Regions from separate parts of the Homo sapiens genome. Here region 2 is linked to region 1. Evidence: chromatin loops called from intact Hi-C (ENCODE). Cell type or tissue: mammary epithelial cell. All regions are shown on one strand.

Region 1 (4,000 bases):
GAGGTGGGGCTGCCTTTAAGAGGTTATTAGGCCATGAAGGCTCCACCTTCATGAGTAGGTTTAATGCTTTAATAAAAAGTCTTTCAGTTGGGCTCTCTCTCTCTCATATGCCCTCTCACCTTCCACCATAAGTTGACACAAGAAGCAGACCCTCACCAGATGCTAGTACCTTGATATTGGACTTTCCAGCCTTCAAAACTGTGAGCCAATAAATTTGTGTTCATTATAAATTACCCAGTCTGTGGTATTCTGTTATTGCAGCATGAAATGAACTAAGGCACCACCCAACGATGATTAGCTTAGAGAAGTGTTGCTCAACTAGGAGTGATTTTGCTCCTCATGGGACATTTGCCAATGTCTTCAGACATTCGACGGAGGCCAGACATGCTGTTAAACATTCCACAATGCACAGGAAATCCTCCTACAACAAATAATTAACCAGCTCCAAATGTTAATAGATTGAGGTCGAGAAGCCCTGGCTTAAAATCTAATAATTATGTAAAACAAGGGAATACATTTTACTTAACTTGAATTAGGGGACAACAATTCTTAAAATTGGATATTTAGTCTCTCTCAGTAGCTGGGATTACAGGCCCATGCCACCATGCCTGGCTAATTTTTGTATTTTTAGTAGAGACGGCGTTTCGCCATGTTGGCCAGGCTGGTCTCAAACTCCTGGCCTCAAATGATCTGCCTACCTCAGCTTCCCAAAGTGCTGGGATTACAGGCATGAGCCACAGCTCCGGGCCTGAAAACAAGATTTCAAAGTTGTGATGTTATTAAAATACAGGATACCCTTAAAGTTTACTCTTTCAAATTTTTAAAAGAACTCAGCAGAAAGATGTGCAATTGATTTGAATAGACAATTCGTGAGAGAAATAAATACCTAATAAATGTATAAGAATATGTCGTTTCCAGCTAATAAAATATATCCAAATAAAAAACAAGAAAGTGCTTCTCACCTATAAAATTGACAAAGATTTAAAAAATTGGTAGCACCCAGAGTTCTGAAGGAAATGGTAAATGGGAAACTTCCAACCCTACTGATAGCAGAAGAAATTGGTATAATTTTTCTGGATGTCCATTCGACAGTATTTGTAAATAGCTTTTGGATTGTGCTTAACCTTGAGCCAAGTAGTCTATTTTTAGTAAATTATTTTAAAGAAAAATAATCATTTATTGAATTCTACTTCTGAGCCAGGCTCTGTAGTGCCACTTTATAGACATAAGTATTTAATCCTTACAACAACTTTGCAAGCAGATATTATTACCAACTGTTACAATTGAGGAAACTAATGCACAGAAAGTTTTAGCAATAAGCCAGAGATCAAACTACTGGAATAGTTTATACACAAGTCTGCCTTATTTTTAGGAAAAATGGACATATGTGCAAATCTGTAGGAATGAGGATGTTTACTGCATAGTGTATAATAAAGAAAAGTAGAAAATAAAGCTCATTATCCATTAATAGAGGAATTATTATGCAAATTGCATTCATTCAAATGATCATATACATTTTGAAAGAAAATGTATTTAGAATATCTTAAGTTCAAAAGGTTGGTTAAAAATAAAAGAGTGTTAACAGCCAATTTTTTTTTTTTTTTTCGAGACGGAATTTAGCTCTGTTCCCCAGGCTGGAGTGCAATGGTGTGATCTCGGCTCACTGCAACCTCTGCCTCCTGGGTTCAAGTGATTCTCGTTCCTCAGCCTCCTAAGTAGCTGGGCTACAGGCATGTGCCACCATGCACAACTATCTTTTGTATTTTTAGTAGAGACAGGGTTTCACCATGTCGGCCAGGCTGATCTCAAACTCCTGACCTCAAGTGATCTGTCTCCCTTGGCCTCCCGAAGTGCTGGGATTACAGGAGTAAGCCAATACATCCAGCCAACAGCCAACTTTTTTTGAGTCCTTGCTATGTGCTGAGAGTTCCAGATATTTGTTCAACTTGGTGGGCATTTGCATAGAAAATAGTCTGGAAGAACTTACACTAGGATGTAATAGTATTGTCTTCAGGTGGTGAAATCAGGGATAAGTTCTGAGTTTCTTTTATGTTTTGATGATCACTGAATTTATTTCACTGGGTATGTATTCCTTTTGTATTCAGAAAAAAACACCCTTTAAAACTAAGAGGGAGGGAGAGAGGGAGATGGGAGGAGACAGAAAAAAGTGGAGAAATCTTGCAAGTTGTACATGAAGAAACAAGTGAGTGGAGCTTATTCATATTGTTTTGATACACACATGAGCCAGGAGAGTGTGCTATGCTTCCATCTTTCTAAATCTTCTCCTTTTAAAGTAGTTTACTACAATTTCAAACCTGATAATCATATCTTTATTGTAGATTATTTGTACATAAAATAAAATATTTATGGTCAAGATTTAGTTTTCAAAATGTTAAAAATATTTCAGAAAACCACGAAATGAAATAAAAGCAGTCAGACAGGAGGTTTCTGGTTTTCCTAGTAGATTTCCACATTTAATCCATGAATCTTCATTTTTCTCCTTCCTGGAGTATGAATATAACTCAAAGTATAATGACAATGACAGTAGTCTTTCTCTCTCTCTTTTTTTTTTTTTTTTTTTTTTTTTTTTGAGACAGAGTCTCTCTCTGTTGCCCAGGCTAGAGTGCAGTGGCATGATCTCGGCTCACTGCAACCTCTGCCTCCCCGGCTCAAGCAATACTCCTGCTGCAGTCTCCCAAGTAGCTGGAATTACAGGCATGCGCCACCACATCCAGCCAATTTTTGTATTTTTAGTAGAGATGGGGTTTCATGATGTTGGCCAGGCTGGTCTCAAACTCCTGGCCTCAAGTGATCTGCCTGCCTCGGCCTCCCAAAGTGCTGGAATTACAGGTGTGAACCACCATGCCTGGCTGACAGTCGTCTCTTTTGAACCCACTCTTGTTAAATCTCTATATCCCAACACTTCTGTACCTCTGTAACCCAACATGATCCTGGATGGTCAAGCTTGCTCCTCAACAATGCTGACGTCTCTGGCACTGAGCCTATCTCCTGCCCCTTGTTTGCCTGCCACTGTCTGCAGGGTGTAGACTCTGGTGACAGAAATGTCTGAGATTCATGAGTGAGCCATGCTTGACTTTGCCACCATGACTTGGTCACTTCAAGGAGATCAGTGGAATTGTTGACAGTTTTCTTTCAAGGTGTCATAGCAGCTGCTTTGCTCCATTAAACACAAGTAGAGGATTAATTCTTTTTAAATAAGGAGATCTTGTTTCTTTTTCTTCTTTTTCTCCTTGTCATCGCCCCCCTTTTTCTTCCTCTTCCTAGTTTTCTTCCTTTTTCCTTCCTTCCTTTTCTTTGCTAGTAAAGTTTGTTGTAAACCAAATTATAATTGCCACAACTAATAAAATAGAAAATTGAAATATATATACACACCTACATATGCAGACATGTTTTGCATTTTTTTTACAATGTCCTTAATGTCACAACATTAATTCTTATTTTTTCTCACCTTTGTTCTTTAGAATAGAAACAGAAGGCAGCCCTCTGACATCACCTATTTCCCTAGCAAAACACGTCCACCAAATGATAATCTGCATTTCTCTTTGTTTCAGGATATTTTACCTTTACCTTTGTAATCATGGTAATTTACTGCTATTTTGCATGTAGGAGGAAACCCTAGGGATATTTTTGTTGCAAAGATGCCAAGGAAAACTGAGTTATGTGGCAATTTTATAGTTCTAAGGAGAAGGTGTCAAAAGCTTACAAGAAAATTAGATGATACCCCTGGAGGTGTTAGATGCATTGACAAGTTCACATCTCCCATCTTCCTTGACATTTTTAGGTTAAGCCATATGATATTGCTGAGTGTCCTAGTCTAAAATAGTTGATTATCATCAGTTTCACATGGGTCAACCTAAAGTAATGAACTGTGGATTGTTATGGCAAAATGAGGAAAGATGACTTGGAACAGAATAGCTGAAGTGTTGCAATTAAGAAAAAAAGTTTTATTGACTTCTTTTAGTCTTGGTTAACATATATC
Region 2 (4,000 bases), 710 kb after region 1:
ACAGCACTGGTGAAGCAGGGATCTCCTGTGCTAAACAGGAGATGGCTGAACAGATGACACCCAATACTGGGCAGATGAGATTGGCTACAGTTTTTTCAGTTACATACTCACAGCCTAAGGGGTGAGGAGGTTATTGCATGCCAGGCAGAGCCACATGGGAATTGCATTTGAAAGCAGACTGAAGCAGCAGGGGCTGTGTGAGGCAGGCTTTGTAGTAATGGCACAAGAGTGAGGTAACCTTTTATTCCACGGGAGGATGTAATTGGCTTGTTCAAATAGTTCTGTGGGCTGGCAGGTAGGTAAAGCTCCTTAGATTGAAGATTAAGTAGGGTACAGCTGGTCTGGCTGAAGGGGAAACTAGCTGGGTAGGGAGCCCTTCCCACTTCGGGGGTGATATGGTTTCGATCAGTGTCCCTGCCCAAATCTCATATCGAATTGTAGTCCCCAGTTGTGGAAGTGGGGCCTGATGGAGTGTGATTGAATCCTGGAGGCGGTTTCTAATGGTTTAGCACCATCCCTTTGGTGCTGTCTTGTCATGGAGTTCTCATGAGATCTGGTTGTTTAAAAGTATGTGGCACCTCCTCCCTGCCTCTCCTCCCCCTGCTCCAGCCGTGTAAGATGTACCTGCTTCCCCTTCAACTTGCATCATGATTGTAAGTTTCCTGAGGCCTCCCAAGCCATGCTTTCTGTGCAGCGTACAGAACTGTGAGCCAATTAAACCTCTTTTCTTTATAAATTACCCAGTCTCAGGTAGTTCTTTATAGCGATACAAGAATGGTCTAATATAAGTACCTAGATCATTTCTAAGTAAGATAGACTAGTGGAGCATAATTTAAAGCTTATGTAAATTTTTTTTAGTACAGAGAGGCTAAATATATTTTGGTCTGCTAATGATGTGTTCATTCTTGCCACACTGAAAAGTTGTACAGGCCAGGTGCAGTGGTTCACACCTGTAATCCCAGCACTTTGGGAGGCCAAGGTGGGTGGATCACCTGAGGTCAGGAGTTTGAGATCAACCTGACCAACATGGTGAAACCCCATCTGTACTAAAAATACAAAAATTAGCTGGATGTGGTGGCAGGGGCCTGTAATCCCAGTTACTCGGGAGGCTGAGGCAGGAGAATCACTTGAAGCCAGGAGGTGGAGGTTGCAGTAAGCCGAGATCACACCATTGCACTCCAGCCTGGGCGACAGAGAGAGACTCCATCTCAAAACAACAACAACAACAACAAAAAAAAAAAAAAAAAAGAAAGAAAGAAAAGAAAAGAAAAGTTGTACTATAAGGAAGTGTATGGCTATAAAAAAGTCACAAGATATATAACCTTAAGCTTGACTAGTCTGCTACAATATGCTGGTATATGACAGACAGCTAATTATCTACTTCATAGTTTTCTCTGTAGGTATATTACTTTGCTAGGTCTGTCAACAAAGTACCATAGACTGGTACTTTAAACAACAGAATTTTGTTTTCTCACAATTCTGGAGGCTGGAAGTCCAAAATTGAGTGTCAGCAGAGTTGGGCTTTTTCTGAGGCCTCTCTCCTTGGCTTGTAGATGCCAAGATTAATATTTCTTTGGCCTTTTATATTAAAACTTTTAATTAACATTTATCTTTTTAATGGTAGGCATTCCTCATTTTAAGATACCTGACCCTTAAACAACTGATTTTTGCCACCACCTTTCAACAGATGCTTCAGCTGGTTTTGTGGGAACAACACCAACCAGAGTCCCCAGGAGACCGTTTCTTAGTCCCTGACTCACCCCATGTAGGAGGCTTAGGATTGCATCTGAATTGCTCAGTGGTGAATAATATTCTTTTATCATTAACAAAAGGGAGGTCAACAGTGTTGATCTTTGCCAGAGCCTTGTTTTTCTGAAAAATAGCACTGGCTAAAGAGCTCTCCTCATCCTTTTATGATAGCCACCCATCCTCTTCTTGCAATAATCCTTTTGAATAAAGTCTCCCCTTGCCTAAATCCAGATTTATTTTGACAAATGCTACAAAATTAGTTTTGAATTGTTTTAGAAATTTAATCAAATTACATTGAAAAGAACATGAGGAAGACATAAAAGAGTAAGGTACTACTTTCAAAGCATGGAGAAAGCAAATTCAATCATAAATGTACTGTCCAGGAAAAAAAGAAAGTGTGGCTCCTAAGCATGCAAATTCCAGGTAGAGTAAAGCCTGAAATATGTTTCTAAAACCCATACATGTAAGTTCTTTAATGTTTTTAAAAAGAAACAGGTTGATCCCTTTTAAGAGCAGGCAGCATTTCTCAGAATGGCAACAAAGCTAAAATCACACACAAAATAGTTTGATATAGTTAATACATTAAAGTGTTAAATGTATGCATAACAAAATATATCATAAACAAAGTTAAAAGTCAACAAACTAGAAAATATATGCAATAGTATGTAAGCAAAAATTAATTTTTCAAATAAAGGGGTGTTTACGTAAAAATATGCACCAGGTGAAAAATGGGCAAAGGGCATGATAAGATACTTCACTAAAGAAGAAATCCACATAAAAAGATGCTCAATTTCAATAGGAATTGAAGAAAAGCAAATTAAAACTACAAATCACTTTTTACCTATCAGATTGGCAAAGTTGAAAAAGATTGATAAACATAATATAGATGAAGGTGTAGGAATACAGACTCCTGTGCTGCTCTCTGTTGTAGAGATTTCTACAAACTTTCTAGAAGGCATTTGGACAACATGGATACTTATGGACAACTATTCATCTAGGAATTTATCCTATGTAGGAAATTTTACAAATACACAAAGATTTCAGAATCGAAACACTGTAAACAATGTAAGGGTTGTTAAAAAATAATTTTCAGAGAAAGATAAAATCATGACTCATACAAATATAAAAGTGCACATCTGTTAAGGAATTTACGCATATGCTATAAGGGAATCAGATGTACGTTATAAACATTTCAAAGGAAAAGTCAAAAAGCACAGATTTATCTGGAGTAAAGGAATGTTAAGATGAATTGCAAATGGAAACAAAACTGGTATTTTCATAGGGTGGGGATGGCGGGAACCAATTAAATTATTGCCAGACAGGACAGAATTTACACACCATCAGTTACATATAATTTATAAAAAGAGGCGAATAGGGCCGGGCGCAGTGGCTCACACCTGTAATCCCAGCACTTTGGGAGGCTGAGGCTGGTGGATCACTTGAGGTCAGGAGTTTGAGACCAGCCTGGCCAAAACGGCGAAAACCTGTCTCTACAAAAAATACAAAAAATTAGCTGGGCGTCTGTAATTCTAGCTACTTGGGAGGCTGAGGCATGAGAATCACTTGAGCCCAGGAGGCAGAGGTTGCAGTGAGCCGAGATCACACCATTGCACTCCAGCCTGGGTGACAGGGTGAGACTCTGTCTCAAAAACAAAACAAAACAAACAAAAACGAAAAGGTTTATTTTGTTTGCATATGTAAGCTTCACAGAAAAAAAGTGAAAATCCCAAAGAGGTGCTTAGACCCAGGAGCTTATACAGCATTTTAACAGAGGATGATAAAGTGTGGGAAGCTACTAGACAAGGGAAATGGGGAGAGGCTGCGCTTCTCTGGTGTGGGTAAATTGTGGGAAGGTAACTGGGAAAGGCATGGTAATTAAGGCTTGTTTAGTGAGGTGTGTTATGCAGATGAATTGTTCACCTTATTCTGGTATGGGAGAGGGCATCACCTTTGCAAAGGGAAATTAGGCAAACGTTTGTAGGTAGAAAGAGAGAGGGCAAAGAGTTTTGCTTGTGTCTGCTGTTTCTCAGTTGCCTTTAGCTCAAAATAATCCTTATGCCAATATGGCATGTTTTGAGGTGGCACATTCTTTTTTACTTTTACTATTATCATTTTATTTGCTTGTTTTTTTTTTTGTTGTTTTTTATAGAGACAGGGTCTTGTTTGTTGTTGCCCAGGCTGGAGTGTGGTAGTGTGATCATACCTCACTGTCATCTTGAACCAAGTAGCTAGGACTACAGGTACACACTAC

What was found. Hi-C counts contacts between places; a loop is a spot of excess contacts. Peaks named below come from ENCODE experiments on the same cell type or tissue, not always from the same donor. Only the 100,000 strongest peaks of a DNase experiment are listed, where the experiment ranks them.
Region 2: it touches region 1 in a loop (12-fold over the local background); 17 of 110 quality-filtered maps call a loop at or near these places.

Annotation. Positions count from the first base shown.
Region 1 is chr9:77,160,408-77,164,407 of GRCh38, reverse strand. No RefSeq gene overlaps it. Among named protein-coding and RNA genes, the nearest start is that of VPS13A, 15 kb to the left of the region's middle. In mammary epithelial cell, a CTCF peak has its summit at 2,247; a DNase peak (open chromatin) is centred at 307.
Region 2 is chr9:76,449,197-76,453,196 of GRCh38, reverse strand. It overlaps a transcript of GCNT1 not described here. Among named protein-coding and RNA genes, the nearest start is that of GCNT1, 8.0 kb to the left of the region's middle. In mammary epithelial cell, no CTCF peak of the experiment used is centred here; a DNase peak (open chromatin) is centred at 1,746.